Regions from separate parts of the Mus musculus genome. Here region 2 is linked to region 1. A link is a loop called in an ENCODE intact Hi-C map of the cell type or tissue named here. Cell type or tissue: heart. All regions are shown on one strand.

Region 1 (8,000 bases):
AGCTACTGCTGACTGAGGATTTTCCCACACCCCAGCTGCATACTTACCTTGCTTACTATGAGCTGGGTATGATTGCCATTTTGCGCATGCTAAGACTTCAGTCATAGGCTATGTTATATGATTGGAAAGCCATAGGGTTATCTATCGTTCCATCAGGCTGCCTTCTGTATGAAAGGGTTTAGTCCTCTGCCAATGCTTAAGCTTGCTAGCTATTTTCCCCTGCTTTCTTATTCCTACTTAAAACACACACACACACACACACACACACACACACACGCACACGCACACGCACACACGCACACACGCACACGCACACGCACACGCACACGCACGAGCATACTTCAAAATGTTTTGGGGTTTATTTTCACTTGCTCATGTATTCATCAGTCTGTATATTTTGAGCATGGCTGCCCAGTGCAGGGGTTTCAATGCCCCACAGCTCCCAGGCTACCTGGTGAAAGAGGCCAGTCTCAGGCAATCATCATAAAGCACACTAGTGTATTCATAAAGATAAGAGAGGTCAGAGGGCAACAGTAGCTCCCTGATGAGGTCTCAGTCATGAGTTAAAGACAAGCCCAGGAGGCAACTTTAGGCCTTTTGACTAGTTTCTCCACTTTTTTCTTCTTCTGTGTTTTTTCTGGCCCCTGTCTTCTCAGACTCTTGGGCCTTTTGACGGTGCGACTGTGCAGAGGCCCACTATCACGCAGAACACGCCTCTCACTTGGAGGCTGCTGCTTGTGGGAGGAAACCCTGGCCATAGATAACTCACCCCCCACTAATCACCCTGCCCAGCTCCTCACCACCCCACCCGCCCTCTCCACTCCATCAGTGTCTGCTGAGATAGGGAATGGGCAATACCAGTACCATGGTAACTCCCTACATGATGGCTACGTCTCCAAGTGTTCCGGGTCCTGAGAGCCCAATGGCCTCTAGAGCAGGCACTGTTATTCTTGGTTTAGTAGAGTTGGAAAAGGAAAGGGGAGGAAATTACTGTTTCTCCAGAGCAGAACCAGATGCCAGGAACCTACTAAGTCCACACAACCTTCAGGACTCTGAGGATAAGTGACCTCTTCCAAGCAGTTACTGAGCTGGGAAGACACAGGTCTATGGCCACCACACTGAAGCCTCTCTTCCCATCTTGGCTAGCATACTGCCACGGTCTGTGAGGGGGAACAAAGGGGCTGCATCGTGGCTGCTCTTTTTCCTTTCCCTCCAACGTCCTATTAACAGTCCTCCTTTGACCACAATCCAACAATGTGGGTTCTTCCCCTAAGTGTGCTTCCTCATCTCTGGTTCTCCACCCTGTTCTCTTAGAGCAAATCCTAAATCTATATCAGTTGTGTGGACAAGACCACAGAAGACCTCAGGCCCATTCAAGGTGTAAAATTTACCAAGCCTCTTTTTTCATTAATTGTTGTTAACACATAAATATCATATATATATATATATATATATATATATATATATAATGTGTATATATTATACATGTGTATACCATACAATATATACATACATAATACACATATATGTATTAATAATAAAGAAAGAAAGAGGCATGAATTTGAGAGAGCAAGGAGGGATATACAGGAGGGTTTTGAAGGGAGAAAAGGGGGGATGATGTAATTATATTATAACCTTAAAAATATAAAGAAGATATTATAAATACACACACATGTAAATGCCAAGCAGCTGACAGGTGTTTCCTGAAGCCACTCTCTCAAATCTGTGCTGGTCTCAAGTTCTGAGGGGTCCTCAGCAAGGGGCCAGCAGAGACGGTGCCTCAGGGGAGAGAGCTGCCAGTGGAAGAGCTGCCTCTTGGGGCTGGCGGGATCAGGTGGTGCTTGCTGGGAAATGTGTACCTAGACCAGCAGTTCTCAACCTGTGGGTCGCAACCCCATTTGGGGGCTCACATAGATATCCTGCCTATCAAATATTTAAACTATAATTCATAACAGTAGCAGAATTACAGTTCAGAAGTGGCAATGAAATAATTTTTATGACGAGGTCACAACGTGAGGAACTGTATTAAAGGACTGCAGGAGCAGGAAGGCTGAGAACCACTGGCCTAAATGCTAAATGGAAACAAGGCAGCTTCCCTCACAAGGCTCAGAGTCCGCATGGTAAGTGGCCAACCTTGCACAGGCTCCAGGAGAGCAGGTCTTGTATCTGGCTTCTCCTAACCCTTAGTGTCAAGGGAAAGGCATGAGCCAAGTGTTTCCAAAAAATGGTTAAACCAGTCCTCAACTTAGAGAACAGGCTGTATTGTGAGAGTTTACTCATCTGTCAGAGGGGAATGTACTAAGGCGGGGGGGGGGGGGGGGGAAGCTTACTCTGAGACAGACACCTCAAGTTCAGTCTTGAGGAGCAGAGATACCTTCACCCCTGCTGTGCCCGCTGCTGTCTGAACAGCTCTGGCAGCTGCTTCCCACAAACCCATTTCCTGGTAGTACAAGCAGTCCCATCTTAGAACAGTGGCTTAAGAAACTGCCGAGGCAAATGCCCTGATCAAAAGCAACTCGGGTAGGAAGCCTTTATTTGCCTTGCTCTCCCAACGTCACAGTCCCATTAATGATAGAAATCCAGGCAGGGGCTGAAGCTGAGGCCATGGAGGACCACTGCTTCCTGGCTTGTTCTCCAAGGCTTGCTCAGCCTATTACAACTAAGGACCACCACTGGGGTGGGGGACGTGGGAAAGGGTGTGGTGGAATCCCCCACTGTGGGCTGAGCCCTCCTACATACATCAGTAATCAAGAAAATGCCCCCACACCCTTTTGGTCAGGTTAGTCTAATGGTGGCATTTAAAAACTCCAAGTTCTCTCTTTCCAGATGACTCACTTGTTGACGTCGACTAACTAGGACAGGAACTCGCAGGCACCAGCTCTCTGCAGGACGATCCCAAGGGAACCTCCTTCCCAAGCCTTACTTTATGTCTGGAATTCCGTCATTCACGGGGTAGCTTTAGCTCCAGCAGGTTTTGCTGACGGGAAACGTAATAAAACTTCTCCAGCACCCTGCGCTTTTATTTACTTATCTTAAAAATTATCTCCACAGCTCCTACTAATTTGAACTGTCATACTTTAATGTGTGTGGTTTGCCTTTGCTGGAGGTCTCCTCGCTAGTCTGTGCTCTGCGGGGCAGCACGCTACACGTGACAATCGCTGGAACCCCACTTAGGCCAATAGAAAGAGAACACTGAACAATACGCTGTAATTGTCACACACTTACTTTTAACTGACTGTAAACGTGCTGCAGGGGGGATCCGAACCCGTGTCAGCTCGAGCCAATCGGTCAGAAAAGTGACCGTGGGGCTAGCGTGGTTCTGCGCTCCACAGCCATCTGACTCTGTCGTGCGCGCGCGCGCCCGAGTCGCCGCCCCCGAGAGTCACGTGGGCCTGGTAGGTACGCGGGGACTCAAGGCTTCGTGGACACCCACGCGGGCGAAGCAGGCAGCCAAGGTCGCTGGCTGTGCTTACCTGCGCGTCGCGGGGCTCCGCTCAGAGTCAACAGGGACCGCGGATCTGCTGCTCGACCAGGATGGGTCACCCCGCAGATCGCCCTAAGACTAACTAGTCTTGACCCAGGCTGGGGGCGGAGCCGCGAGTGAACTTGACCTTGCGCTCCCAGCTTCCTGCTGTGGGCGGAACTCCCGGGAGACAGAGCGGAGCTTTGCCCCGCCCCCTCAGCGACCTAAGACCACGCCCCGTGCCCCGCCCCCGCTCTTCAGGTCCTCAGTAGATTGTCATCTGTGGCCTTTCTGCTCTGTGTTTTCATTTTTTACTTTTTTTTTTAGTTTTGTATTCTGTTTGTTTCTTTCATCTAACTTTCACTCTGGTTTTTAAAAGCCTGAATTAAAACCATATCAAGCAATGTATGAACAGTTCTTAAAGTATAAAATAGCTACTTACAATGAAAGAAACAAGCCCCTCCTGTTCTGCTCTACCTAGAGCCCTTTTTCATCAGTCCCTTCCTTGGATGGTCACTTTTTGTCGCAAAAAAAAAAAAAAAAAAAAAAAAAAAGAAAGAAAGAAAGAAAAAGAGCTTACATAGCGATTTCTTGATTTATCTATTGACTTTCTGCCATGTTAGATGAGGATTTACTCTTCCTGGGCCCCTGCTTCCCTCTTCTGACACATTTACACCTCTATTCTCCAGCTCTGCCTTGGTGAGGATAAAGGTTGTGGGGGGATGGGGTTCTGAAGCTGGCACAGTTTGGGGGAGGGGAAAATGGGGGCTATTTTAGAAAGAAAATACAATTAGGACTTTCTGGCAAGTATATTCATTCATACTAAGAAATTGCAACCGAATCCTTGGAGATTCAGGACCTACTCCCGGAGGTCTTTGTGTAATTTAGAACCTTAATTTGCCTCGCTAATGCAGAGTAGTTTCTCAGCCTCCCATAACCCTCTATAACTGCCCAGCCCTCACAAGAAGCTTCACCGTGGCCTGTCAATCCTAATGGAGTGAGTTGCAGGGTGGGGGGAAAAATCAAGGGTGATGTCAAGGCTTGTGAATGCTAAACATTTAAGCTCCCCCCTCCTCCTAGCCACAGTGATAAATCAACTCCTGGGTGGAGAGCTAGCTCTGGACCCAGTTTCTATCCCCAGTCTCCCATGATATTCCCAGGCTCTTAGGAAGGGCCACACCTTTGCCATTAATCAGTATGTGGGCACACAGGTAGCCCCACTAAGAAACCAGGGAAAAGATACCTCCCCACTCAGGCAGTAGACCCTGTGCCCTTTGCGTTTCTTCTGGGAAACTTAGGGTACAATGCACCTCCATAAAGTGACCCCAAGCAAGCAGCTTTACCTACTCAGGTTTCAGTTTCCTTCCCTGTAATCAGTAGAAACAACCCTCTACCTCGATGGCTTTGGAGGAGGTTCAAGCAGCACGATAGTAGCTAAGTGTACAGTGTCCTTTGGATAGTTTCTTACTGATGCCAGCAGCGTAGGTGGTGTGTCACAAAATTTGGAGGCATCTGTGAGCATATGTAGTGTACACACTCCTACAGGTTGGTTTACTTTCATAAATTAACCAAAGGCCAAGTCTTTCTGAGTCAGGACCCGGGGCTGTGGAGGCAGAGACTAGACACAGCCAGCCAGAGAGAGCCTGAACAATGACTTCTCCTTCAGAGGAAGATTTCCACCCTGCATCATGGAAGACTGAGGCCTGGCTGAAGAGAAGACTGGGTGAGAAGCACTGTGTGCTTTGGGAAGGCAGCACAAACCTTATATAACAGCCAGGCTTTAGCTAACATAGCGGGGAGAGGCAGGCCTGAGAAACCCAGGCTGGACCGAAGCCTAGCTGCTTTTATTCTGAAGGGGAATAACAGGATCCCCGTCACAGCTGGCTACTCCATCATAAGTAGAATGGGAGCCTCTGGGTACATTTAATTTCTCTATGACCCTGTTCACTAAAGGAAGACATCTAGAGATACCATCACAGAAAGGATTTGATGGAGAATATGTGCTTGAGTCTCTCCTAAGTAGACTATGGTACGTGCAGTTGAGTGGAAGTTTATAAGGTATAAGATTGCAGGTAAGTAGAATAGTTTAGAGGGCAGGGCAAGTGCACAGTGAGGAGGCATTGTTAAGCCAGCACTCCCCTGTAACACGTGATGAGAATCAGCATAATCTTGAAGGAATAGTCTACAAAGCAGTATGCCAAGCATGAACATGGCTTGGGATTATCCCGCCCAAGGGAAATCTGCAGGAGGCGAGTCCCCAGGGAATAAAAATGAGCTGACAAATTAGCCTGTGTTTTTTGAACAGTTCTGAAATGATTTCTAGGCATGAAATTACCATTACCAACATGAGATCAGCATTTGGATAACCGTTCTCTCTCTGCTCCTGTCTTCTGTCAGTTAACACGTTCTGAGGATGTCTCCCTCACTAGGAGCACTTTGGACAGCCATCAATGCATAGCTAGCTGAGAATGGTCATCTTAGGCTGTGTTCTGAGGACCTTCTGAAGAACTGGTCCTCAGAAGAACTGCACATGGGACGATTGACTGGCCATCCTCCGCATTTAGTGAGGCAATTCTTTCTTACCTTGACTTCTAAGTTCTCCTTCGGAAAGAGCAAGCTTTGGTCGAATAAAAAAATAGGATGTGTGAAAAGAGACTGGTGGACTTTTAAAATGACCAAAGATGGCGGGCCTTTCAACCACTGCAAGTGCTTCAGAAGGCGGGTGCTCTCTTACAACCAAAGAGCAGACAGCATTGGTGGCAAGTCTTTCTTTTATGGCTACTGAAGCCAGCCTCCACTAGAAAGCCTCTATGTTGAGCAAGAATGATGGGCCTTTTAAACTTGGAATCAATCTACACCATACAGAAGCCTGGCTGGCTTACATCACAATTAGGCTAAAATCCTAAGTCTCTCCCATGGCCTGCATAGGCATAAAAATGCCCCCAAGGCTCTCATAAATTACACCATGCAGTGACCCTTCCTAATCTTTACTCTCCTTGGTTTTGCTGCTCTTTCTTGGGACACTGTTGTAGTTTTAATGCAAAATGTCTTCCAAGTGCTAGTGTTTTGGGCACTTGATCCTGACTTTGTGCACATTTGGTATTGGAACACAGTGCTTAGCTGGTTGACATAGGCCACTCCACAAGGAGCAGGCATTGACTGTCATAGCACCCAGCTTCTGATCCTCCCTGTTTTCTTGATCTGGCAAGCAATAACAAGTCATAGCACAAGCCCCCAGCACACTCTGCTTCAGCCACCATGCCTTCCCCAGTGTACGCACAGTGGCCTCTTCCCTCTGAACCGCAAGCCAAAGTAGATCCTTTCTCCCTTAAATTGTTTGGGTCAGGCGGGTAGTCACAGAAGGAGAGGAGAACGTGATACAGGTGCACCGGCTGTGTGCATCAGAGCCTGCACGGTACTTCTCGCCCACCCAGGGATATGCTCCACCTACTCTCAAGGCCACCTGCCCAACTCCTTAGCTTTTCAGTCAGCCAGGCTGCCCCCAAGGAATCACTCCCATACACCACCGCTTTCATAGTATTTTCAACCGGCCTTTGAGGTACATTTCTACATTTTAACCTGTCTCTCTCAATGTATACTAACACAGTCAGGAGAGGCCGACTCTTCCTGATATAGTCCCACACCTAGGCAAGTGCCTGGGACAAAGCAAATATTCAAAAATCATGTGTTAAACAAATGTACAAATAAAGGATTGAATTGGGTGAATGACAGGAATATTGTGGATAAACACAAACCTAAAAGTCATTCTAAAATTCAGACTTCCAACTGGCGGAGACCGAGCTCTTCCCACACTAGAAGAAATTGTTGGAGCACAGGAAGGGGGAGACGAAGAGGCTGAGCTGCATCCCATAATCTGATTCATAATTACAGCTGGAGTTTTTGAGTGAGATTTCTTTTTTCCTATTTTATATTTGACCTCAGTTTCTGTGCTAAATATTTAAGTAAAGGTTAGCTTGAAAAGCTGCATACTCATTTAAAAGTCGTAAAAAGAAGAAACAGGTTCCCCTGGTCACCTGAATAATTCAACGTGGTATTCCACGGCTTCTGTTGGTGTTGGCGAGCCTATGCTGGTAACTGGTTACCTGAACATAGAGGCCTTGATCAAATATTGAAGATATCACTTCTTTTCCTTTTTTTTTTATTTTTTTGCATGTTTCCTATTTCTGCCCCTCACTTTGTTTTAACTCCTGCACTCACACAATCCACACCAAAGCTAATAGAAGTGTTTCATGGATTATTAAATGCAGCTAAGCAATGAGCTGTTTCTAGAACAGAAGGCCAGACGGAGGCCACTTTGCTGTTCTAACAACTAATTTTTCCTTGAAGGTGCAGACTCTTGAGTTTACAGTGTGTCTCCCCTGCAATCTGAGCTTTTTGTAAGGCAGATGTGAGCCAATGGAGGAGGAGACCCTCCCTTGGACAGCACGTGCTTCCTCAGACAGGTCTCCTGGGTCTAATTCACAGACTTACATCAAACACAGCTGAAAGTGGAGGAGTGCAAATTAAGGCAGGAAAA
Region 2 (8,000 bases), 270 kb before region 1:
TAACAGAATACATTGATCATTTGGGACAGGATGGTTCACTGAGTTACACAGATCCACACAAATAACAAATTTTATTACCCTTAGTCAAAAGTCACATTTATTAATACCACTTCCTACTTTAACTGACAAGTCTTTGAATATCAGAAATACATGAAATTCAGTTTCAAAAATTCAAATTTACATTTGAAGGCTAGAATTCTATCATCAGTAACAAACATGGTCAGGGACCAGCTAATGTCTTTCAGTTATCAAGCTATGTCTGCTAAATACATTTGAATAAGTAGTTCTGAGCCATCATTTCAAGTAAAGCTTGCATGAAACTTTATCTATATTAAAGTGCCTTTTCCATCAGCCACATGTTACTTTACAAGTATTTTACACATCCTCATTTGTAATACTAATACAGAATCTTTAGAAGATGCCTCCTGAGGTGTTGAGATTGACAGCATTAATAACATTTTACTGTTTCACCCATGGCACTCTCACTGAAAACCTTGCTTCTTACAAATAAGTGTCTGACAATCAGAACATGTTATCAGGTCGGATGTGGTGGTGAACTCCTGTAATCTCAGCACTGTGGCCTCTAAAAAAGAGGACTGTGAGTTCAAAGTCAGCGTGAGCTCCAAGGCAAGTGTGTCTCAACAAGAAGGTGTCACCAGCACATTCTGCCATTAGTGCACCAACATGGTCACCTTTCACCAGTGCAAATATAAACCTAGCGGGAAGGGCAACACATCTTACTGTTGGTAAAACTTCTCATCTGTTGACTTCCTCAAACAGTAAGAGACCTCCAAGGAACTTCAGAAGACACTTCTGAAACCCCCAGTTTATAGATAGGTAAATAAATTTAGAACATCAGCTAAATCACAATTTCATGTCCATGCATTAGTGTTGTAGCAGACAATGTTGTGAAGGTATATCATTTATGAAGCTGTAGTAATCCTAGACCATAACATTAAATGAGCTCTTTAAAAATAATCAGATGGGGAGGGCATTTAAACTGTAGGCAAGTAATGTCTGATCAAAAAGGGTTTACTCCTGTTCATAAAGGCCTTTTGAATTTACAGATACATACTGAAAAACAGAACAATTTTAAACAAATTTAAGCCATAAAATAGTAACAGTTTAAAACTGTCCTTCTCCAGTCAGACCACAGCTATGAACAGTTCTGAACCACAGAACAGAAAATGATTTGAGCAAGCGACTGTGTTCCGTCTCTCCCAGGGAAGCCATTCCAGAAGAAAAGTTAGTTCATTCCACAGTGAAGTCCTGGAACACTCTCTCTTCTTCCACTCTTTCTTGTAGGCTCGTTTAAAATGCACTTCCCCTTCCATAAGCCTAGCGCACAACCTGGACCTTACTGCCAGGATGAGTTACTGTGCTGGTGCCTCTGTGCTGTTCCCTAACAGTCATGAATTCAACAGAAAGCGAAGGTTTGCTTCTCAGCACAAAACTGAGGACCCGGCAGAGGGAATGCCCTGAAACAGACACCTAACAAGGCTCTCAGTCTCCTCTCTCTGTGTGTCTGTTTGACACATGTACTTCTAACTGTTCTTCATTGTTTGCTCTTCACTTCCAAAACCAGCTTTAGGCCCGTGCTCTAACTAGTCAGTTCTCGTGAGAACACCTCCACTGTCATGCAGCCCTGCCCATCTCTAACATACTCAAGCCACCATCTTTAAATCACAAGCTAATCTCAGGGGAGCAAACCTTTTCGATGATTTCTAAATGTTTGCCCCACTAATTACTGTCACAAAATTTAACTTCTCCCTCTCATCTTTGAGTCAACAACAAGCAGGAAGTATGTTATGCCAGGAGCCATAGTGGGATCTTCAACATAACATAAGCCCCCACATCCAAGTAAGTATGTGTAAGTGTGTGGTGTGTGTATGTGTGTGTAAAATAGGATTGTTAGGATAATCCTAACAAGGTTTTCAAATTGATTTTTCAAAATGGCTAGGGATCTCTGAACTACCTAGTATATAGCTGCACATACCCCAAAGTAAAGACACCCATTTTAAAATGTGCATTACTGCAGGCAAGCGCTCCTGGAGTCATACTTACCATCCCAGTCATGAGTGTTTTAAAGATATCATACCAGGTCTTAGACGATTAAACTACTCACACTGCATCCTCAACTCCAGACTTAGTTTAAATGCCACTGCCACCATTATGCCCTTTCTGATTAGCCTAGCCAGAGGATTCTTCCCCATCCACGTACACAGCTCTTCTTGCTTGTGGAGTGGTTTATTTCTGAAGGGCAGGCTCAGTGCTTATCCAGCTCCTTCTCTCCACACCATATGTATTTGGGAATACGGGAGGAACAGGTAGTATAGATGAGGTCCACAGTCTTGCTAGAAGCCTCAGCTGCAGCGCTCATGTCAGACACATGGTAGTAAGTTTAATTAACACCCAAGGTTTGACTTGTATAACAGGGATAATAATAATATCTCTCTTAGCATTCTGAGAATTAAAATCAGAGTTCAGTTAGAGCAGAGCACGGCTTATAGTAACCACCATAAACATTACTCATAATTATCCACAGGCTGCGGTGACAATCAGCTGGTAAATGTTTAGCAAAATGCAGGACAGTGAAATGCTCCTATGGTGAGTGAGCAAATAAATAAAGTCATGTTTTGTACTTTTTACTCGAGACTTAAAATACAGCCATCTTTTAGTATCTCTGCACATGGTTCCAGTATCCTCCACCAAATCAAAACGCTCACGTTCAGTTATTTAAGTGCTTATAATTTACCCATCACTCCTGGTCATCTCTAGATTAGTTAGAACACCGATACAGGGGTCAAAGTTGTAAAGAGTCGTTGTATACTATGACAGCACATGTTCACACAACAGTTTTCCTCAAATGTCTTCCACCGAAAGCTGGTTCAATGTGTGGGTATGGAACTCACAAACATTGAAGAAGGAAAGTCAATTTTTAATTGACTATTAAAAATATGTCTCAAAACTAAGTTAGGCAGATCTCAGGGCCTTCCCCAAAAAGGTCATCCTCTGTGTGCACAGAAGGCCCAATCAACATCAACTAGAAAACGACGAGCTGGGCTGCCATAGCATTTGAAATTTCACCTCTGGCTCCATATACATTTAACTTTGTTTAGTTCTGGTTTTCCTCTGCTTAAGTTTGCAATGTGGTGCCTGCACACTACCAAACACCTCACGCAACCTGGAAGGTGGGTTAGCAAGCACCACCCTCAATGACAGAATAAAGTGACTTGGTCAAAGTTGCCTTTGGCATCCGAGTCCTGACTCTAGCATTTACTTGCACTACCGGACCCGGTGCAGACTGCAAGGGCACTGACAGGCGCCCTGACCGCCCTGAGAGTCGGGGGCGCCGCTCCTTCGCGGGTACCCAGTTACACTACTGTGTCACCACGGCAGCCTCCCGGTCTGGCCTTCTTCCTCCCAGGACGCCAACGGGACAGGAGGACCCCGTCAGGCCGCAGCAGTAGCAGCGCAGACCGCTTCTAGCTACTGCTCCTAGCCAAGAAGCCCCGGGAACCCGCCGCAGCCGGTGGGCTCCACTCTCTGTCCCCTGAGGCCCGACTTACCATGGCTCCGACTGTCCGAGCGAGCCCCTGCCCGTCACAGGCTCAAGGCGACACACTCAGGAACCCACCGACCCGTGGACCGGCCAACCCACTGACGTGGAACTTCCGGGAAGCGACTCTCGCGGTACTCGGAGCCAGGCTCTGCGCCTGCGCACACCCTCCGTAAGGCGGTCCGTGCATGGTCCCGCCCCAGTTTCCTAGGTAACGCGGACTTCCGCGTCTCCCGCTGCTGAGCTGGCTGATGGAGTGTATTGCTGTGGCCAGAGTTGGGCGGTGACTAGCGGCGGTCTGGGCTGCTCACCTTCGGTCAGTTTCAGAAAGGCAAGAAGATGGAGCGCAGTGCTGGATTCCTGCTGAACGTCGGCAGCAGTGGAGGGGCCCGGAAGCGCTATCCGAACAGCGTGAGCCTCTGGCAGAGAAAAGAAAGCTCTAAAACTGTGTACTCCAGCGGGCTCCGGAACGGGGCCCAGAGCGGTGTCTGGGTCTTGGGTGAAACCGACCGAGGCGGAAAAGATGTGGGCGCGGCTCCCGCCTTTGAGGCTCCGAGGAGCCCTGAGATCTTGGTTCTGGAGGCTCCCGGAGGCAGTCGGGTGATTACCCTTCAAAGAGCATCCACCGGGTCGTTTGTTTGGCTATGTACCTTCAGTTGGTGGTACTGCCACATCACGTAGGAGTCGTCTCCGTTTTATTGATTGGAAATGTAAGACTCAAAGAACTCAGGTTTACTGGCCAAGATGGCATAGTAAGTAGTGTTGTTAAGATCTGGGCTCAGGGGAGAATACGCCCTGGAAGCCCAGTGCTCTATCTGCTATGCCAAAATAGCTCTTTAATAAATTAGTTGAATTTCAAAAAAATGATTGCCAGGAAAAGTGCAAATACATTGTGTATCGATTTCACACACCTTTTAAAAAGATAATGCTATGAAACAAATGGAAGTTGCCCTTAGCTCCTTATAAACCTCTAGTTGGAGAAAAGCCTAGGTTTCCAGAAAGGAATTGTATAGCCTGAGAGAAGTAAGGGTGAGTTTTCATTAGGTAGTGCCTGGCTCTTGGGAGATTTATAGGCCTCAGTTTTTCATATACAAAAAGTCAGATAGTTTTCAAAGATCCATTTTTACTATTCTGTCAGTAAAAACAAATTTTCTCTCAGTAATGAGATTTTTACATAATTGACATGAATAATCACATAATCGCATACTGTAGCGCAACCAATTGCAAGAATTAGTTGAAACTTTTTAAAATGTGAACTATATCTAGTGTGGAGAATAGCTGGGCTTCTATTATTTTTGATTCCTTAATTCTCTTTGCATTTTTAATTTGACACAGTATCAATAAATATAAAATAAAATAACATCTCCATTCCACAGAACCTGTTGATAATACTTAAATCTATATAACACCTGTAGTTTACCTGCTGGAGAGTTAAGCCCCCACCTGCCGTGCTCATTTTGTGTCTCCATCTTTTGCTGCTGCAGGTCAGCAACATCAAGTTCTGCAATAGTGACTATGATCAGCTCTTAGCCAGGCCATAGCGTACCCATGTAACCACAAACCTTGAAGATCTGCGAGTTCAATACCAGTTTCTGCAAGACTCTCTCTCTCTCTTTTAATCTTTTAAAACTTATGTACTGAATTTCGGCTATATGAAAAGTTATGCTAGGTACTATCTTAAGAGAATACCTCTAAAACTCTGGACTTGGGTTTTAATTGTAAGAAATTTCAAGAAAATAATCAAATACATAAACACACACACACATAACTCTTAAGTGTTCAATTGTGGGCTTAAAACAAAATCTCTTGTTTACTCTGGCTTAGAGGCATGTGGAAGGTTGGGAAAATAGCTCTGGGGAAGAAAAGAACTATGGTCAAGCTTAGCAAATTGGTAGAGGGTTTCCCAAGGGGTTGATTGCTATTGATAACAAGCTTAAAGTCTTAGCTGGTCAATCTCTAGGACGGCTGCTTCATCCCAAGTGGGCATCCCTTCCAGCATCGATTTAGCAGTACCGTGTGTACACCCCAGCCCCACCCCCATCTGTTCTAGTTTGACTTCAGTGGCTGTGATAAAACACTGAGCAAAACCAGCCTGGGAGGAAAGGCTTTCTTTTACCCTAGAAGATGCAGTCGGTAACTGAGGAAAGCTAAGGCAGGAGCTGCAGACAGGACCAGGCTTGAACCTGGGAGGGAAGAGTAGGAGCAGAGTCCACAGAGAAGTGCTGCTTTCTGGCTTGTTCTCCATGGTTTGCTGGGTTCCCAGGGTGGCACAGCCAACAGTGGGCTGGGCCCACACATGTCAATCATTAAGAAAAGACACCCAGACTTGCCTCCAGGCCAGTCTGATAGAGGGATTGTCTCCACTGAGATTCCCAGATGACTTGAACTTGTGACAAGTTAACAAAAAGTTAACTAGTCCACATCATATTTCCACTTCCTTCTAAGAGGCTGCGACAATGAAAATTCTTCAAGGAAACGATGTTTTGTTTGTTTTTGTTGTTGTTGAATACATATATATCAGCTTAGCAGAGAAATAGCATGAAGAAGCAGCTAGCTGCTCCCCTGGAAGGGCTACAGTCTATAAGGAGGAAAGATCAGTTAGGCAGGAAACATTGCATACTGGGCAGAATATGACTAACCTTAGGGAAAAGCAAGAACAGAAGAAAATGCCCAGCTTAGTTAGAGGATAACAAGCCTCAGTACACAGACTTCGAGTCAGATCTCAAGTCGTAGAGGGTAAGGTATGTTTTACAGATCAGAATGTTTCACATTTGCGTGGAAAAGAGTATTCATTTGGAAGCAGTGAGGGAGAAGGAAGAAGGGACTGGGATTGGAACCTGAACATTTATAAATAGGGAGGATTGGGGCATTGATACGGTAAACTATTGGAGACCACTGTGCCAGACAACTAACTCGTTCACGTATGTGCCTTTGCTGAGGTATATGACACAATTGAAGAAATGAATTGGGAGAAATAGATTATAAAAATATGGGGCAGGTGTGAAAGTAACAGTACTAAAGGTTATTGAGTGTGCACAAGAACTCACCATTGGGATTCATATGGTAAATCTAAAAGACTTGTGTTATTTTGTCTTTAACTGAGACCCAAATGGGATGTACATGGTATGCTCTATGTCACATTTCTCAAGATGAAAGACAAACTTGATATTTGTGGTTCAGTCATACTGAAATCGTATCTAGTTTCCCCAATGCCTTTGTACTTTCTCATCCATCTTCCACTCTGTCCAAGAAGCTAGAATAAACTAGATACACAAAGATGGAGTTTGTAGAGCTGACAGAGAAGGAATCATTTTAACGCTATTTTGAATCAAATTAACTCTAAATTTCTAACTAGGGGAATATATGGAATCCCTGAGTGACAGTGGGTCAAGTGAAAAGCCAATTGGAGAAAGACTAGGACAGGGGACAGGGAGAGAGAGAGAGGGAGTCAGGGTGGGGTGTGGGGGTTGCACACTGAGGGATGTCAGAAGACTGGATATACAGAAGGAAGAGAACTCAGGAAGGAGGGAGGCTGCAGTCTTGATGGCTTCAGAGAATCTAAGGAAAATTAGTATTTGCAAAATCTGTTGTGATGCTGAGGGCTTTTAAAATCATATGCTTATCTTAAGGGGTTTTAATTTAAAAACACAAAACATAGTGTTTGGTTGAGCAGTGCTAAGAGAAGCAAGGTTGTAAAGGCTTTAAGTGACAGCATGGCAGTAAAGGGAGTGGTGGGTACTGTTTGCTCAGAGATTGGTGATAAAAAGACAAATGTCAGCTTGAAGAGTAACACAGAATATGGGTTGACTCTTTATACATGGAGGGCGTAGTTTATATAAATTGTAATACTCTGAATGGAGTGCCCTTTGTAGTCTTGAGTGGAAGGTGGCTGCAAAAACATTGATTCTCTCACAGAACTAAGACTAGATTAGCATGCATGGGCCAGGGGTAAGGAGAAGGACTGTGAAATGGTGCTAGAAAGATGGATGAGGCTCAGCTTCTGCTGATGTGTGATTGTCAGTTTAAGGAGTTTGGACTTTATCCTGCAGGCTCTGGGGAGTTGTGGAAGGATGTTAAGTCATCTTCGAGCTTCTTCATCAATTCATTACTGCACACCAGTTGCTTTTCCTATTGAAGGAAATATTAAACATCGTTACCCGAATTTCTGCTTAAAGTGACTAGAAGTGAAAGTTTTGACCACATGGTCACATTACTATCCATCATCAGACCAAAGTGAATTGGAGAACCACTGAGCTGTCTCCCAAGAATAGAGATATGGTTGCTTAGCACTTACAGAATCTTGGCTGCAAAAGGTTTTGGGTTTTGTTGAGACATGGATCTGTAGCCCAGGTTGCTTTATGAATGTGGTATGCAGCTGAAGATAGCTTTGAACTACTGATCTTGCTCCAGCTTCCTGGGTACTGATATTGCCGGCAAGCCT

What was found. Peaks named below come from ENCODE experiments on the same cell type or tissue, not always from the same donor. Only the 100,000 strongest peaks of a DNase experiment are listed, where the experiment ranks them.
Region 2: a loop joins it to region 1, with 10 times the contacts of the local background. A loop is called at or near these places in 2 of 42 quality-filtered maps.

What each region holds. Positions count from the first base shown.
Region 1 is chr9:98,292,206-98,300,205 of GRCm38, reverse strand. It overlaps Nmnat3 (nicotinamide nucleotide adenylyltransferase 3), which reads right to left and starts at 3,636. Exons shown (of 5, transcript NM_144533.3): 1 at 3,226-3,636. Gm46126 (a long non-coding RNA gene) reads left to right here and starts at 552. Exons shown (of 2, transcript XR_001779264.2): 1 at 552-2,120; 2 at 2,827-3,009. It also overlaps the pseudogene Gm28530. In heart, no CTCF peak of the experiment used is centred here; DNase peaks (open chromatin) are centred at 2,665 and 3,385; H3K4me3 peaks cover 1,977 bases; H3K27ac peaks cover 3,290 bases; H3K27me3 peaks cover 562 bases.
Region 2 is chr9:98,559,393-98,567,392 of GRCm38, reverse strand. Copb2 (coatomer protein complex, subunit beta 2 (beta prime)) reads right to left here and starts at 3,662. Exons shown (of 22, transcript NM_015827.2): 1 at 3,570-3,662. The coding sequence starts at 3,572. 4930579K19Rik (RIKEN cDNA 4930579K19 gene) reads left to right here and starts at 3,782. Exons shown (of 1, transcript NR_029444.1): 1 at 3,782-4,933. In heart, a CTCF peak has its summit at 3,851; a DNase peak (open chromatin) is centred at 3,792; H3K4me3 peaks cover 2,214 bases; H3K27ac peaks cover 1,457 bases; H3K27me3 peaks cover 190 bases.